4 separate regions of the Homo sapiens genome follow, and regions 2, 3 and 4 are each linked to region 1. A link is a contact called in ENCODE Hi-C data. All regions are on one chromosome and are shown on one strand. The core of a region is the stretch at or near the end of the contact, and the rest is flanking DNA. Distances in the headings are between cores, read along the strand shown.

Region 1 (3,517 bases), core at 272-2,771:
TTTATCTTTCTCTCTCTGGCCCTCATTTAGTCAGCACGAAGTTACACAATGTGCAAAAGTGAACACAGATAGAAACGTAAAGGAGGTAAAGTGTTCCAAAAAGATCAAATGAATCAAAAAGCTCTGAAACAGACTTGGTAAAGACACCAGAGTTGTTTTTTTTTTACCCCTCCCCCCCCCACTTTAAAAGGCAGCAACCGGAATAAATCAAGATAAAAACAGAATCACAAAAATAGTGCAGGACTGTGCAGATTAAAACTTTACAATTTTCAACGTCAAACTGCAATATGATAAAGCAACAATATTACTTAAACTGTTTATGAATATTTTTTCTCTAACAATCCAAGTCAACTTCATATAAAACACAAAGTTTCTGTACCAGCAAAAATACAAATGCTAATGAAACTTGGGCTTCTAAGGTATTATTACAAATCAGACTTAACTGTCTTAGATTTCATAAGCTTAACCCAATCCACAGCACGTTAATATACCCAATGAAGCAGTCTTAAGAATAACGCTATAGTGTGACACATGGGGAATTACCAAAGAACAACTTAAAGTATACTGACACAGGGAGAAATAAGCGGTTCTGATGATTCAAAGTTACACTCGTCTCACAGACCTAGTAATGACGCTAAAGGGAACTTTAGTGACACACCCAGCGCCGACCGCCACGTTAAGGATACAGCTCTTCCGAGGTGGAGAGGGCTCTCGCCAGCTCTGACTGCTGCTGAACCCGGATCCTGCTCCTCCTCCCAGAGGAGGTCTGCACCCCGGCTTGCCTCCTCGCTCACCCACTCCTCGCCCCCGACTCCAGCGACTCCCACCCCGGTAAGGCCTGCCTCGAAAGCGGAAACGGTCCAAGGCGAGGTGGCTCCGCTCCCAGAAAGACGGCCGGGGACTGCTTTCGGACAGTGAGCTCGAAGGCATCCGTACAGAAGGCGGATGAGACCGGAACGGTTCTTTGGGTCGGTAGCTGCTGGGTCCCCTGAGGTGGCCCCGCTCAGACGCGTGCCGCGAGCGTGAGAAATTCCTCAGCTGCTGCTGAGAAGAGGACGATGACGAGGAAGAGCCACCGCCTCCGCCAGATCCACCGCCCCGGGCCGAGTGAGGAGGCCTTCGCCGCGGATAGGGTAACAGCCCGCCGCCGCTGCTGCTGCTGCTGCTCCGACTCCGTATCTGGCTGTTATTATCGTCGTCACTGATTTCCCCATCTTCAAGCTCCCCTTCTTCCTTCGGCGAGAGGCCACTGGAGGCCGGGGCCGGAGTATCTGCGGTCGCCATCCGGGGAGCAGCGCCTTCCACACAACCTTAGCCCTCCGTCCGGGGATCCGCCCGACAATTGCCTCGTTTCCCTTCTTTCCTAACGGACTGGGTCGGTGCGGTCTTACCCTACTCGGACACCAAGCGGCCTCTGCTCCCCAACTTCCCCGCACCCCAGCACCCCAGCTCTCTCTCGCCGGACCGTCGCAACCCAGTTCCCTTTCCTAGCGCCCCCTTGCTCCTCAGCGATCGGGGTTCTTCCGCCTCGCGAGAAAGGGACTCTGGTAGCGGCTGTACCCGAAACGTCACTTCCTGCGACACGCAGGAAACAAAGGCTCCCAGTTCACGCGATAATAAGACCAACTCGATACTCACTAGGATTTGTAGTCTTTCGTCTTTCTTCGGGTTTACTCTTCCGGTCCTAGGGTCACACCCACCGCAGGGTCTGGCTTGGTACAGTTGGGTGCATGCAGAAGTAGGTGGAGCTGCTGTTGCAGCCTTGAGAGAGTTTTATTGTAAAACTCTTGTAATTTATAGTAATCGGAGGGGAAAACACCTCTTCCTTTTAATTGCTCTGAGGACCGCTGCCAAAGAAACGCAGTAGATCCGCTCCCTCTTGGGGGCGGGGAGAAAGAACGGGTTGTGTCCGCCATGTTGGTGAAGTCAAGCGAAGGCGACTAGAGCTCCAGGAGGGCCAGTTCTGTGGGCTCTAGTCGGCCATATTAATAAAGAGAAAGGGAAGGCTGACCGTCCTTCGCCTCCGCCCCCACATACACACCCCTTCTTCCCACTCCGCTCTCACGACTAAGCTCTCACGATTAAGGCACGCCTGCCTCGATTGTCCAGCCTCTGCCAGAAGAAAGCTTAGCAGCCAGCGCCTCAGTAGAGACCTAAGGGCGCTGAATGAGTGGGAAAGGGAAATGCCGACCAATTGCGCTGCGGCGGGCTGTGCCACTACCTACAACAAGCACATTAACATCAGCTTCCACAGGTAACCTGGGCAGGGAGTGGGGGTGACGGAAACTGGAGTTCCTATTGTGGCTATCGCTTGTGTGGAAGGAACAGGAGGATTCTGCTAATTCTAATAACTTTCCCAGCTGGTAGCAGGGAAGCATCGTATGTCCTTTGTGTTTCTCAAATCTGCCCAATTGTTCTCTGCTTTCGGGGAAGCTTTACTCATTTTCTAAAAGAAATCCAAGTACTGTTTGGTCATTACCCCTTAGTAAAAAAAAGTAACAGGAGGATATCGTAATTTTCTACTGTTTTATTCCTCTGTTAGACCGGGCCTTGACATGAATGACGCCGTAAGGGAGAAAGAGATCTTCCCAATCAGCAATCACCGTAAAAGCCTGCTGTGTTCCCGTTAAAATTAGGAAATTCTCACTAGATGAATTGACATGGGAGGCATTTAGATTTCTAATAGTCACATAGTAATTCTGCGGAGGAATTGAGTCATCTTTGATAGCCATGGAATTAAGCGATGTTAATTAAAGTGCAAAAGATAACCTTTCTGTTCTTACTAGAATAGAGTAATAAAAAGAACCTAGGTTTTCTTTTGTTTGCTGGAAGAAAAATCAAAATTCTTTAGTTCTGTCAAACCAGAACTCTTGAAAGCACTTTGAACAATGCCTGGAAAATAACAGGTACTCTGTAAATGTTTACCTTCTCTGCAAGTGCCTGCCACGTGCCCGAAGAAAAGACACATTAAAAAGTTAAGTGACACCAGTCCTGATTTTATATATTTTATATACCTAACAACGTATATGTTAGTATGTAGAAATTATATCCTTGACCTTTTTCCCTACCTATTACGAACTGTACTTTTATTAAAAGCTGCCACTTAAAAAAAATCTTGTGATGTTTCTGTTTTTAAACTAGTTCATGCATATGTAGTGCTTTGTTCATTCATCCATCAAATATGTACGGAGTTCCTAATTACCTGACATTGTGCTAAGGATCCAGAAAGTTCTAACCCTCCTGGAATTTAGAATTTAATGGTGGAGAAAGACATAAATAATTAAGTGCCACAGAAGAAACATTCAGAGACCTAACTTAGTCTTGGAAAGTCAAAGAACACTTTTTCAAAGGATGTGACATTTCAAATGAGACCAAAGGATGACAGATTGGGTCCTGTGTGCTACTTAAGTATTTTCTGTTTTATCCTAAGAGTACTTGAGAAACCATGGAGGGTTTAAAAAAGAATGGCACGATTAGATTTGCATATTGAAAAGTCCTCTGGCTGCAGTGTAGAGAA
Region 2 (3,517 bases), core at 372-2,871, 7.9 Mb before region 1:
ACCTTGTCTCCCCCTCCACACTGCTGCATTCCCCACCACATCTCTTTCCCTCTCTTTCCATCCACCTGAAGAGATGAGAGCATATACAGAAAGTAGCTCCCAGCTGTAGCTCAACCATTAAACACCAAGAGAAAGGAAAATGAACTCTGCCAGACTTAGATCAATTAGAAGATTCCTTTGTAACCTAAATACATTTTTAAAAGCTTATCATCAAATTATGCAGTCATTTGCAGTTTGAGGTAAAACAACTCCTTCATTTTCATGGCCCTCTCCCCTATTCAAGATGACATCAACTGCATATTAGTTTTACCTTGTATGCATTTCTCAATAGTAAAACCATTAGTCAGTAGCATCTGAATGTACATTGATACAGTGGGTGTTTTGTGGTAATTATAAGGTAATTACTTCCTATCCTTAAATAATTGTCATTTCCACAAACAAACAAAATAGGATAAACAACAATACAGCATACATAAAACAACTGCCATCTCCCTAAGACACCAGAATAGCCTGTTAATCAAGGAAAGCTAAATTTATTAAATCTACTACAGTAAGGGAGGCCACACTTTGACAGAAGCTTGGCAGTCTCAGAAGGAGAAGGTTGGGGGTGATATTTATAGGATTTGGGGAGTCTGAGCAAAAATGGTTTAAAACAGGTCTTTTGAGGCAGGGAACTGTTTGGGGGATTGGGTAAAGTGTTTGACCTAATAGTTTAGGGTCGGTGCTAGAGTGACCAATTTTACTGATTTCCTAGGACTTTCTCAATTTTAGCACTAAAAATCCTCCAACTGGAGAATCCTTACAGTCCTGGGCAAACTGGGACCATTGGTCACCCTAATTAGCAGACATACCGTCGCAAGACTGCTGGGTAATTTGAACAGTAGTACCAGAGCAACTGACAAAACATTGTAGCCCATCTTCCCAAGGCTGGATACAAAGTTTTCTGAAGCATTCACATTTACAGCCTCTATTTGACAAAATACTGCATGCCTATGTGCGTTCAACTCACATAATAATGAAACTTAACTTTAAAAATGTTTTTATTGCAGTAAGGTATATAAAACATGAATTCGACAGTTTAACTATTTCTATGCATACAAGTGAGTGGTATTAATTACATTCACAATGTTAAGCGACCATCATCACTTAATTTTTTTAAAGGACGTTTATATTCACTCATCTATCAACGTAGTAGGCACTGTCCTAGGCGCTAGGGATTCCATGCAGAGCAAAAAACGTCACAGTCCATGCCTTCACATGGCCTTCATGGACCACCGCGGGTGTTCTTTTTCCCCCGAGTCTTTATGTACTTGGGAAAAGTGGCCAGGGTTGAAAGGTGCAATGAGTACACGGCAGAGGTCAGAGAGGTTCCCACTCAGCCCGGCGTCTGGAAGCAGCGTGGGGTAGGGGCCGCTCCAGTACCCCCTCCTCCAGTGTCGAAGGTGGGCAGGCCCTCGGCCGGGTGGATGAGCCGCGACTGGAGGGGGCGGGGCCTGGGCGGGAGGCGGGCGGTGGGCGTGTCCGGGGCGGGGCTGTACCGGGCGCTGGGCGGAGGAGCCTTGGCTGGGGACTGCCTGGAAACGGGCTGGGCCTGCCTCGGACGCCGCCGGTGTCGCGGATTCTCTTTCCGCCCGCTCCATGGCGGTGGATGCCTGACTGGAAGCCCGAGTGGGATGCGGCTGACGCGGAAGCGGCTCTGCTCGTTTCTTATCGCCCTGTACTGCCTATTCTCCCTCTACGCTGCCTACCACGTCTTCTTCGGGCGCCGCCGCCAGGCGCCGGCCGGGTCCCCGCGGGGCCTCAGGAAGGGGGCGGCCCCCGCGCGGGAGAGACGCGGCCGAGGTAGGACTGGGTCGGCGGCTTCCTTCCGGCTCTGCGCTCCTGGCTGGGGCTGCTGGGCGGCTGGGGCCGGGTCCCCGCACCCGGCTCTCAAGTCCGGGATTACCCGCAGGGCCTGAGAAGCGCTTTGCCCCCTACAGCCTCTCGAGCCAGCCCTTGGCTCGGAATTGGAGAATGGTCCTCATTCTTACCCAGATCTCACACGCCGTCCCCGCTCCCGATCCCAGGGGGTGACAGGCGCGCACGCCTTTCAAACACGTGTTAAAATCCAAGACGTCGTCTCAAATGCCAGAGATTTGCGGGAATGCTCCTGGAAGGCCTCAAAATCGCCGCAAGGTTTAAGACATCCGTTTCCATGTTGAAACAAAGCCCTCTCTAATCCTGCAGTGACCATAAGGCAGACTTTACCTCCAAATTCTGGTCCCCTGTCCTGTGTTTTAACTTGTGTTAAGATCAGACTCGGCTTTCTCTTTCCCTTTATTCAGAATTTTGCACGATAGTATCTAAGACTGGTGAACACTACACTCTGAAGTCAGTTTTTTGTGCATAGGTTACCTGTATACAATGGATAAAAATAATTGCAAAAGTTAAGCTTGTAACTTGATACATATTATCCTGTTATTTTTAAAGGTTTTGTGTTGGGGAAGAGAATTTTCCTGTCTCAAGGTAGCATTTTATTTCTAAGACTTTTCAGAGTAAAAAAAGTTCAGTAAAAAAATTGCTGATTTTCTTTTTTGTTTTCATTGTGTATTACCAGTTTAAATTCAGTTGCTGTACCTCTCAGAAATTAAAGTTAGGATGAAATTAGAACTAACACTTAATTTAAATGATTTGAATTTACCTACAACTGCAATAATACCTTACTGGTAAACACTTACTCTTTTTAAAACAGAACAGTCCACTTTGGAAAGTGAAGAATGGAATCCTTGGGAAGGAGATGAAAAAAATGAGCAACAACACAGATTTAAAACTAGCCTTCAAATATTAGATAAATCCACGAAAGGAAAAACAGATCTCAGTGTACAAATCTGGGGCAAAGCTGCCATTGGTAAGTTAATACGTAGAAGGAAGACATGTAAAAAGCATTATAAAATGTATTTTATTGATATGAAATTCATTTTAATATAATTTATTTCATAATTTGTTAATTAAGGCATCATGATATATTTTTTCGCTTTTTGTCAATAATTCCTTTCTCCTTCCAATTAGACAACATCTGTTTGTAAATGTACACACATACATATTCCACTGTTGGTCTTTAGCAGAGCACAGCTTCATTTATTGATACATTGAGTAGGCTGTATAGTGTCATTAGATTGCAATGCATATGTCAACTGAATTTTCATGAATCTGTGTATTTTTTGGACACTTGATACACAAGTATAAGATGTGGCCCCTGCCCTTGATGGCCAAACACATTTGGGAAACACTGAAGAGTACAAAGTTAAACAAGGTTCTTCATTGCAGGCCTTTCTCAAGAGCCTTTAATATGACAATGTTCATTGTATCAGCGAAGGAATATATTATAGTATGTAGTTGATTAAACTTGATTGACCACAGAAGCATTTTTGCTGTGAATATCATGAGAGTGTAGTGTTCTAAGATATATATTATGCTCAATTAGAGAATGGGGCCCTGAGGGTTTAAAGAGTCACAAAGAATTTAGTGACTTAGAAAG
Region 3 (3,517 bases), core at 436-2,935, 7.0 Mb before region 1:
GGTTAGAGCTGCTATGCAGAACATGGCTTATCTCTGCGGGCAAGTGGCCTTCCTGAGGCTCATCTCCAGAGCTGTGCAGCAGAATGTTGCCCTCAAAAGAGGACAGAGGGCAGGACTGGCTATGCATGCATGCTCACTCCCTTCTTCCAGATTCACTGAGCCTGTTTTCCTTCTGAATTAAGAGGTAAGAAAGTAACACCTGGAAAGATGTACTTTCCCAAGGTCACGCAGATAGCTGGCAACAGGTTTTTCTCCTGGGCTCTAGAGGCCTTTGGTCTGAGTAGAAAGGGCATGGTTATGGGGTTGGCCAGGCCTTGTGTTCACCACATTCTGCTTCTGTGCTCTTAGCTTTCATTTCTGCATCTATACCATGGGGTTAAAATTTCTACCCTCGGGATTCCTGGGAGGGTTACCTAAGGTGTAACTGTTGAATGACCTGAACCAGTGCTTTGCACTCAGAATCAGCAATGTAAATATCACTCAGCCAGCCTGGGGCACTTTCCTCTATCAAACCTTACCAATCCTTTTCTTCTTCTTCTTCTTTTTTTTTTTTTCTCTTCAATTGAAACAGGGTCTCACTGTCTTGCCCAGGCTGAGGTGGAATGTGGCACAATCTCCGTTCACTGTAGCTTCCACTTCACAGGCTCAATCAATTCTCCAGCCTTAGCCTCCAAGTAGCTATAGGCACGTGCCATCACACCTGGCTAGTTTTTGTATTTTTTGTAGAGATGGGTTTTCACCATGTTGCCTAGGCTGGTCTCAAACTCCTGAGCTCAAAGCGATCTGCCTGACTTAGGCTTCGAAAATGCTGGGATTACAGGTGTGAGCCACCATGTCCAGCCTCGTTGTTCTTTCTTTTAATCACCCTGGCTTGGCACCTCAGAAAACATGGTGATTGGAGTTTAGCTTTCAGCAGGGTGGGACTTGGATGTTGACTGTTTTAATTTTGATTTTTTTTTTTTTTTTTTTGAAACGGAGTCTCACTCTGTCGCCCAGGCTGGAGTGCAGTGGCGCGATCTCGGCTCACTGCAAGCTCTGCCTTCCGGGTTCACGCCATTCTCCTGCCTCAGCGTTGTGAGTAGCTGGGACTACAGGCGCCTGCCACCGCACCCAGCTAATTTTTTGTATTTTTAGTAGAGATGGGGTTTCACCGTGGTCTCGATCTCCTGACCTCGTGATCTGCCCGCCTCGGCCTCCCAAAGTGCTGGGATTACAGGTGTGAGCTACCGCACCCAGCCCAATTTTGATTTTTTAGGAGGAAAAAAAATTGTTCCTAAGGAAGTCAAGTCCTAAATTGAAAGACTTTCATATATTACACAAACCCTAGAAAAACTTGGGTTACACCTGGGATTGATTTTGAAGTAGGGCGTTGAACTATGTGTCCTGTTTAACCTCGAGGAGCAAATGGCTTTCCATTCTAAACATTCTCATTTCTTCTCTGGGACATTCTTTAGGTGCTTGTTTGAGTTTCTGTTTTGTTAGGCACATTAGAGGACTCTATATGAACAAGTTCCTAGGGGAGGAAATTGGTGACTTAGATGAAAGGGTGAAAAAGGTGAAACCTTCACATTATTGTGTAAGGGATTGTCCCAGAATGTGTGAAATTTGATGTAGTCCTTCTTGGCTTCGTTTTTTCCTCAGATGTTCTGGATGAAACAGTTCCCCCTGTCACACGTGGAGATAAGGATGTGGCTCTAGGCAGGGCATATCCTGTGTTTAAGACTGTGTTGACTCTTCTTTTACAGTGTCTGCCACTTGTTTCCTGCCTAGGTCTTTAGTTTTGAGTGAAGTACAGCTGTGAAGTCCTAGACTTGTAATGCTAAGGCGTTCATTATGTTAAATTCAGTTTCTCTTTTTCTTTTCTCTGCTTCACATCAGCCTTGTACTTTAGCACGTTTCCAGTCCAGCCTTGGTAGCTGGGCTGCTGTTCTCCTTGACCCGTCCCTTTGCAAGCAGCAGACCACGGCCAGGGTTGGGAGTCCGGCTGGGCCACTGACCGCAGTGCTGAGGAAAGGTGGAGCGGGAGGCCCTTTCCTCCCAGCCTCGGGCTTCCTGTGCAAGCCACTGAGGAGGAAAAGGAGCTGGAGGGTGTGTGAACCCTCAGGTTATACAAGCAGCACTTCTATGCAACAAAGAAAATGTAAATTGCTGTAAATTACCAAAAAAAAAAAAAAAAAAAAAATTGCTGGCAATCTGCTTTCCAGGGCAGATGGAGGGTAGCTTTTATTTATACATTGGTCAGCTGATTGAGTAATGTTTAAAAACCACCTTTACTTCTGGCACTTCTTGGCAGTATCAGTTTTTTTTTTTTAATGGATAGAGAAGCTTTTTTATTTTACAGATAATAACTGCATATCTTTACCTGAGGGAGCTCAGGTTCGCTCTATCTAGCAGCTTCCACGTGTCATCTCTGTATGTGCAGTTGGTGCCTGCATTAAGGAGGACGGACAGCCTTGTGGCGTTGGTGCCTCTGTTTTGTGTCTAAAGCTATTTATTTGGGGGTGGCTGCCCCAGGAGCAGCACATCAAAGTGGTGTTCAGTTATGCTGGCCAAGTGCTGAATTGCATTGTGTTTATTTTTATTTCCAAGGTTATTTTATTTTTTACACATGAAAGCCTTTTTCCCTCCTAGATTTTACTGTTTTTTTTTTTTTCCTGATTAACAAAGATGTACAGACTGAGGAGAAGTTTTTGAAAATTTTGTAAAAATGTTGAAATTTTTATGCAGAAAGAGAAACAAAGTGGGGGCCCATCCCAAATCTCACCAATCAGGCAGAAACTATTTGTCATACTGGATACGGTTTCTCTCTCTCTCTTTTTTTTTTTTTTTTTGTGGGGGGGATCTTTTCATTAAAAAACTCTTCTGTAGGTATCTTAACAGCACTTGCATGGTCCTTAGGAGATGAAGGTGTTTCGCCATTTCTGGAGTGCTGCACATGTAGTTTTCTTCTTTTTAAATTGTCAGTGGCCCTGGCCAGATTACTAATTCCCTACTAAGTTGCCAGTTGTGCTAGTACCCCACCCTCCAAAATCCATATTGACCTTCTGTATCAAAATGGCTAAGTCGTCAGAAACCAGCAGTGGGCAAACGTTAGGGTCTCAGCTTTCCTCCTTTCTTTCACTTGCTTGGCTTCATTGGCTTTGAATCGGATAGACCCGGGTAGGAACCTCACCTAGCCCCTCCACTAACTTTGTGTCCTCCGGCAAAATAAATCTCCCTAAGCCTCTATTTCCTATATGCAAAATAGGGATGATAGTATTACCCAATTCCAGGGTTATTGTAAGAATTCAGAGGCAAGTTGTGAAGGGTGTGGCATGGTGTCTGGAATGGGTGATGATACAGTTCCCTAAGGGGAGCTGCTGCCACCTCTGTGCTGGGGACTCTCCCTTTGCCCCATCCCAAGAATTTGGGTTGGCTAATCCTGCCCTGTCTGGTTTTGGATGAGGGACCAGGAAAGAAAGGGAGGCAGGATAGGGGAGGTGTTTTTGAGAAAAACCTTCTTTTTCCCTCTGCAAGT
Region 4 (3,517 bases), core at 592-3,091, 5.4 Mb after region 1:
AAGGCTCATATGAGCCTGGGTTGCTTTGCAACCAAGGAGTTTCACTGTTGATGCTAAGCCTAAAAATAAGACCAGGAGCTCGGAGAAGTTCAATGCCCAAGTTGCTACTCACAGATTTATATTCAAAGTTTCTAAAACTTGGTTTGTTATTTCTATTTGCCTGTGCCTAAAAATGCTCAGATAGTTTAGACATTGTTATGGCCAGTTTACTTTGTAATGTTCTTGAAAACAACATCTTGGTCTTACAAATCACAAGGGGTGCAAAATGTAAGGGAATGGCTCAGTGCAAAACTAGCAACAGTATGGTAAAATATTCAGAATATACTGATGAGTTCAGCCACTTTATCTCCCTATATAGTAGGCACAGGTCTACTCTTGGGTGAATGGAACAGTCTCTGGGAGCTAGTTCATTGGTATGAAGACATTTCACAGCACTTTAATAATCCAGCATTTATGCCTGCAAAGGTCTATTTTCCTGGGAACTGAGGCTTAGCATTCCTACAGAGCACTAGCTACACCACCCTTGACAACTGTATTATAAACTTTGATTGCTGTAGCCAGCATATTTTTGACTTATATAAATTGGTTACAACATTACATGTAACCTTGCCTATTTTTCCCACTATATCTGAGAGTAGAATTCCAACAATAATGGTTTGGATGGCTCTATTTTTAAAAAAGAATGTTTCTATAATGTTTATCAATATTAATTATTATGCTTAAATACAAATACAAATGGCATGTTGGAACACTTAATTGAATTCAACATCACCATCCTTAACATATTAGAAACTAAGGTGTTTATGTTTGCTTACCTTTTGTGCATTTTCCCCATCTTCAACTGCAAAATCTAGTCTGGGCTGCCTGGGGCTGATCAGGTCTTTTAGTGTTAAACAATTTACCTCCATCTGTAATGCACAATTACACTAGAAAATGATTTTGCAATTAGGTATTTTTTCCTCAAACAAAAATATCTACATATGTGTTACTTGTTTGTCAATATGAAATTCCCCCTTCTCTAAGCACATCCTGGGCATTTCCAGGAGTTGTAGCCACCCTCAACTTTCTAAAACTCACGCGAACAAACTCAAACACCTAAAGTGTGCTTAGTAATACTGAAAATCTGGGAAGAAAAAAATCTACAAAAATAGTAACTCCTTATGAAAAGCTAGATGGCAAAATAAAGTTACCAAGTCGGAAGGGTGTTGGGCAAATCTGTCAGAAAAGTACAGGGTCTCCCAGGTCAGTTAATTTTGGCGCAAAGAACTGAGAGGAATTCGGCTTTGAGGGGTTTTGAATCGGGGGAAGGAAACCCGATCGCTAGACCAAACCCACTCAGCGCTGAGCGCAGCCCCTTCCCAGGCCTCCAAGCAGATCCCCCAAATAAACTTCTCCAATGAAAGCTCCAAGTTGTGGGGAAGGGCAAATCCCCTCTACTGCCGGGCCGGAGTGAGAGCTGCACCCGGCACACCCTCTGCGCACCGGGTTCCCCGGCAGAAACACCTCGAGCCCTCGCCAGCCGGGGGACGTGAGGAGTGGCAGGCTGGCAGCCGGGGCGGGAGTGGGCCCTGTATCCCAATTCCCGCCTCCCCACTGGCGCTGGGGCCGCACGCTTACCCCTGCTTTCCTAAGGAGGCTTCCTGCCTCTGCAGGGACCTCCACGGACCCAAGCCGATGAGGGAAGGTGGTGCGGCGATCAGCAGCCGGGCGGCGGCATCGGGAAGGGAGAGCGAGGCGCGCAGATCCCCGCGCCGAGTGCCCTGGGCTGGCGGGGACCCCGCGGCGTCCGGGCAGCGCCAGCGCTCAGACCGGCCGAGCGCAACTCCAGCCTGGATCGTAGTCCCCGCTAAAACACCTCCTCTGGCGCCTTGAGACCGAATTTGAGAATCCACCAATCAGCGGCGGCCGGCGGGGCGGCCCCGGCCAATCGTGCGGCGGCACGGCCCGGGCTCACCGCCCCTCGGAGTCTTGGCGCTCCGAGCCGCGCGTTTTGCCCTCACCCGCCCAATTGTTGCCGCCTCGGCCCCCTCCCCCTTCCGGGTACCTGGAAACCTCGGGCCCGGGAGCCAATTCCTGCTGGGGACGCGGGCCCCGGCGGCCGCGGGAAGCCAAGGTGGGGGCGGCGCGGGGCGGCGCGGGGCGGCGGGAGAAGGAAGAGGAGGAGGAGGGCTCTTTTGTTATGCATAGAAGACCCGCGCACGTCCCCGCGGCTTGCCGCGCCCGGGGACCCCGGGCACAGCCAGAGGACAGGAAAGCAGATGGGGTTTGGAAGAACGATCTACACCCTCTGGATGCTGCTGCCGCCATCCCCGCCCGCCCTCAGCAACCTGTGCGGAAGCGGAGTTGTCCAGACTTGCCGGGGCAAACTTCTTAACATCGCACGCTGGTGTGACACATGAACCATGGTTACCGCTCTGCTGCGAGCAGATGGCACGCCAGTTAGCCCTGGAGACAAGACTGGAAGCCAAACCAGAAGTTTTTCTAACTTTTTTTTGTTTGTTTGTTTTGTGTGTGTGGCAAATCCGGAAATGTTTTTTGGTGTTCCCTTTTCGGCAAATTGCAAATAATTAGGAGGGAAAAAGCTTTATATAAAAAAGTAGTTCTTTGCAATAGGGACTAGCATTCTGGGAGACAGTCTAGAAAATTTCCTCAACACCACTGATCTGTATTAAATGTTTCACTTCTTTCATCCTACAGTTTCTTGTTTAAAATATGAATGTTGGTAGAGATGGACTTTTTACAAAACAGACTTTATTGTTTAGAAGTTTTCAATTTACAGAAAAATTGAGATAGTACCAAGAATTCCCATATATTCAGCACCCAATTTCACCCACTATTAACATTTTGTGTTAGTATAGAATATTTTTTGAAATTAATGATCTAATATTGGTACATTCTTCTGAGCTCAAGTCATTACTTTATTCAGATTTACTTAATTTTTTCCTAATGGCCCTTTTTTCTGTTCAGGATACCACATTACCTTTAGTTCCTATGTCTCTAGGCTCCTCTTGGCTATGACAGTTTCTCATACTTTCCTCATTTTTGATACCTGGACATTTTTGAGTAGTATTGGTCAAGTATTTTGTAAGATATCCCTCAACTGAAATGTGAGACAGCCTTCTTAAAGCATCAGACATTCTTAAATGTACAGACATGTCCCTACCCCCCATCTACTTTACAGCAAAGGTATCATTTTCCTTTCTATACCAAGACTCCATTCTTCACCACTTACCCTCCAAATATTTTTATTTTATTTTATTTTTGGAGACGGAGTCTTGCACTGTCACCCAGGCTAGAGTGTAGTGGCCCAATCTCGGCTCACTGAAACCTCCACCTCCTGGGTTCAAGCGATTCTCTGCCCCAGCCTCCCGAGTAGCTGGGACTACAGCCGTGCGCCACCACGCCCAGCTAATTTTTGTATTTTTAGTAGAGATGGGGTTTTGCTGTGTTGGCCAGGTTGGTCTCGAACTCCTAACCTCAGGTGATCTGCCTGCCTGCCTTGGCCTCCCAAAGTGCT

What was found. A loop is a pair of places that touch in the nucleus more often than their neighbours do. Pooled maps may share reads with other maps.
Region 2: a loop to region 1 is called in a pooled map, with 16 times the contacts of the local background. The contact joins the promoter of RXYLT1 here to the promoter of ZFC3H1 in region 1. A Hi-C loop is called at or near these places in 4 of 50 pooled maps.
Region 3: a loop to region 1 is called in a pooled map, with 7 times the contacts of the local background. The contact joins the enhancer-like site here to the promoter of ZFC3H1 in region 1. A Hi-C loop is called at or near these places in 5 of 50 pooled maps.
Region 4: a loop to region 1 is called in a pooled map, with 21 times the contacts of the local background. The contact joins the promoter of E2F7 here to the promoter of ZFC3H1 in region 1. A Hi-C loop is called at or near these places in 7 of 50 pooled maps.

The regions. Positions count from the first base shown.
Region 1 is chr12:71,662,327-71,665,843 of GRCh38, forward strand. ZFC3H1 (zinc finger C3H1-type containing) reads right to left here and starts at 1,522. Exons shown (of 35, transcript NM_144982.5): 1 at 687-1,522. The coding sequence starts at 1,284. It overlaps THAP2 (THAP domain containing 2), which reads left to right and starts at 1,975. Exons shown (of 3, transcript NM_031435.4): 1 at 1,975-2,254. The coding sequence starts at 2,184. RefSeq lists enhancers at 1,145-1,264, 1,617-2,175, 1,625-1,984.
Region 2 is chr12:63,778,288-63,781,804 of GRCh38, forward strand. It overlaps RXYLT1 (ribitol xylosyltransferase 1), which reads left to right and starts at 1,622. Exons shown (of 6, transcript NM_014254.3): 1 at 1,622-1,842; 2 at 2,732-2,887. The coding sequence starts at 1,674. RefSeq lists silencers at 1,441-1,670, 1,687-1,962, 1,691-1,990.
Region 3 is chr12:64,667,731-64,671,247 of GRCh38, forward strand. The region is part of intron 1 of RASSF3 (Ras association domain family member 3); the gene reads left to right. Among named protein-coding and RNA genes, the nearest start is that of MIR548Z, 47 kb to the left of the region's middle. RefSeq lists enhancers at 1,581-1,740, 1,961-2,020. Within about 2 kb of position 1,686, at least 30 of the 41 ENCODE cell types and tissues checked have a DNase peak (open chromatin) inside an H3K27ac peak, as active enhancers do.
Region 4 is chr12:77,063,728-77,067,244 of GRCh38, forward strand. E2F7 (E2F transcription factor 7) reads right to left here and starts at 1,842. Exons shown (of 13, transcript NM_203394.3): 1 at 1,618-1,842; 2 at 816-908. The coding sequence starts at 908. RefSeq lists silencers at 1,682-1,731, 1,752-2,181 and enhancers at 1,790-2,496, 2,232-2,461.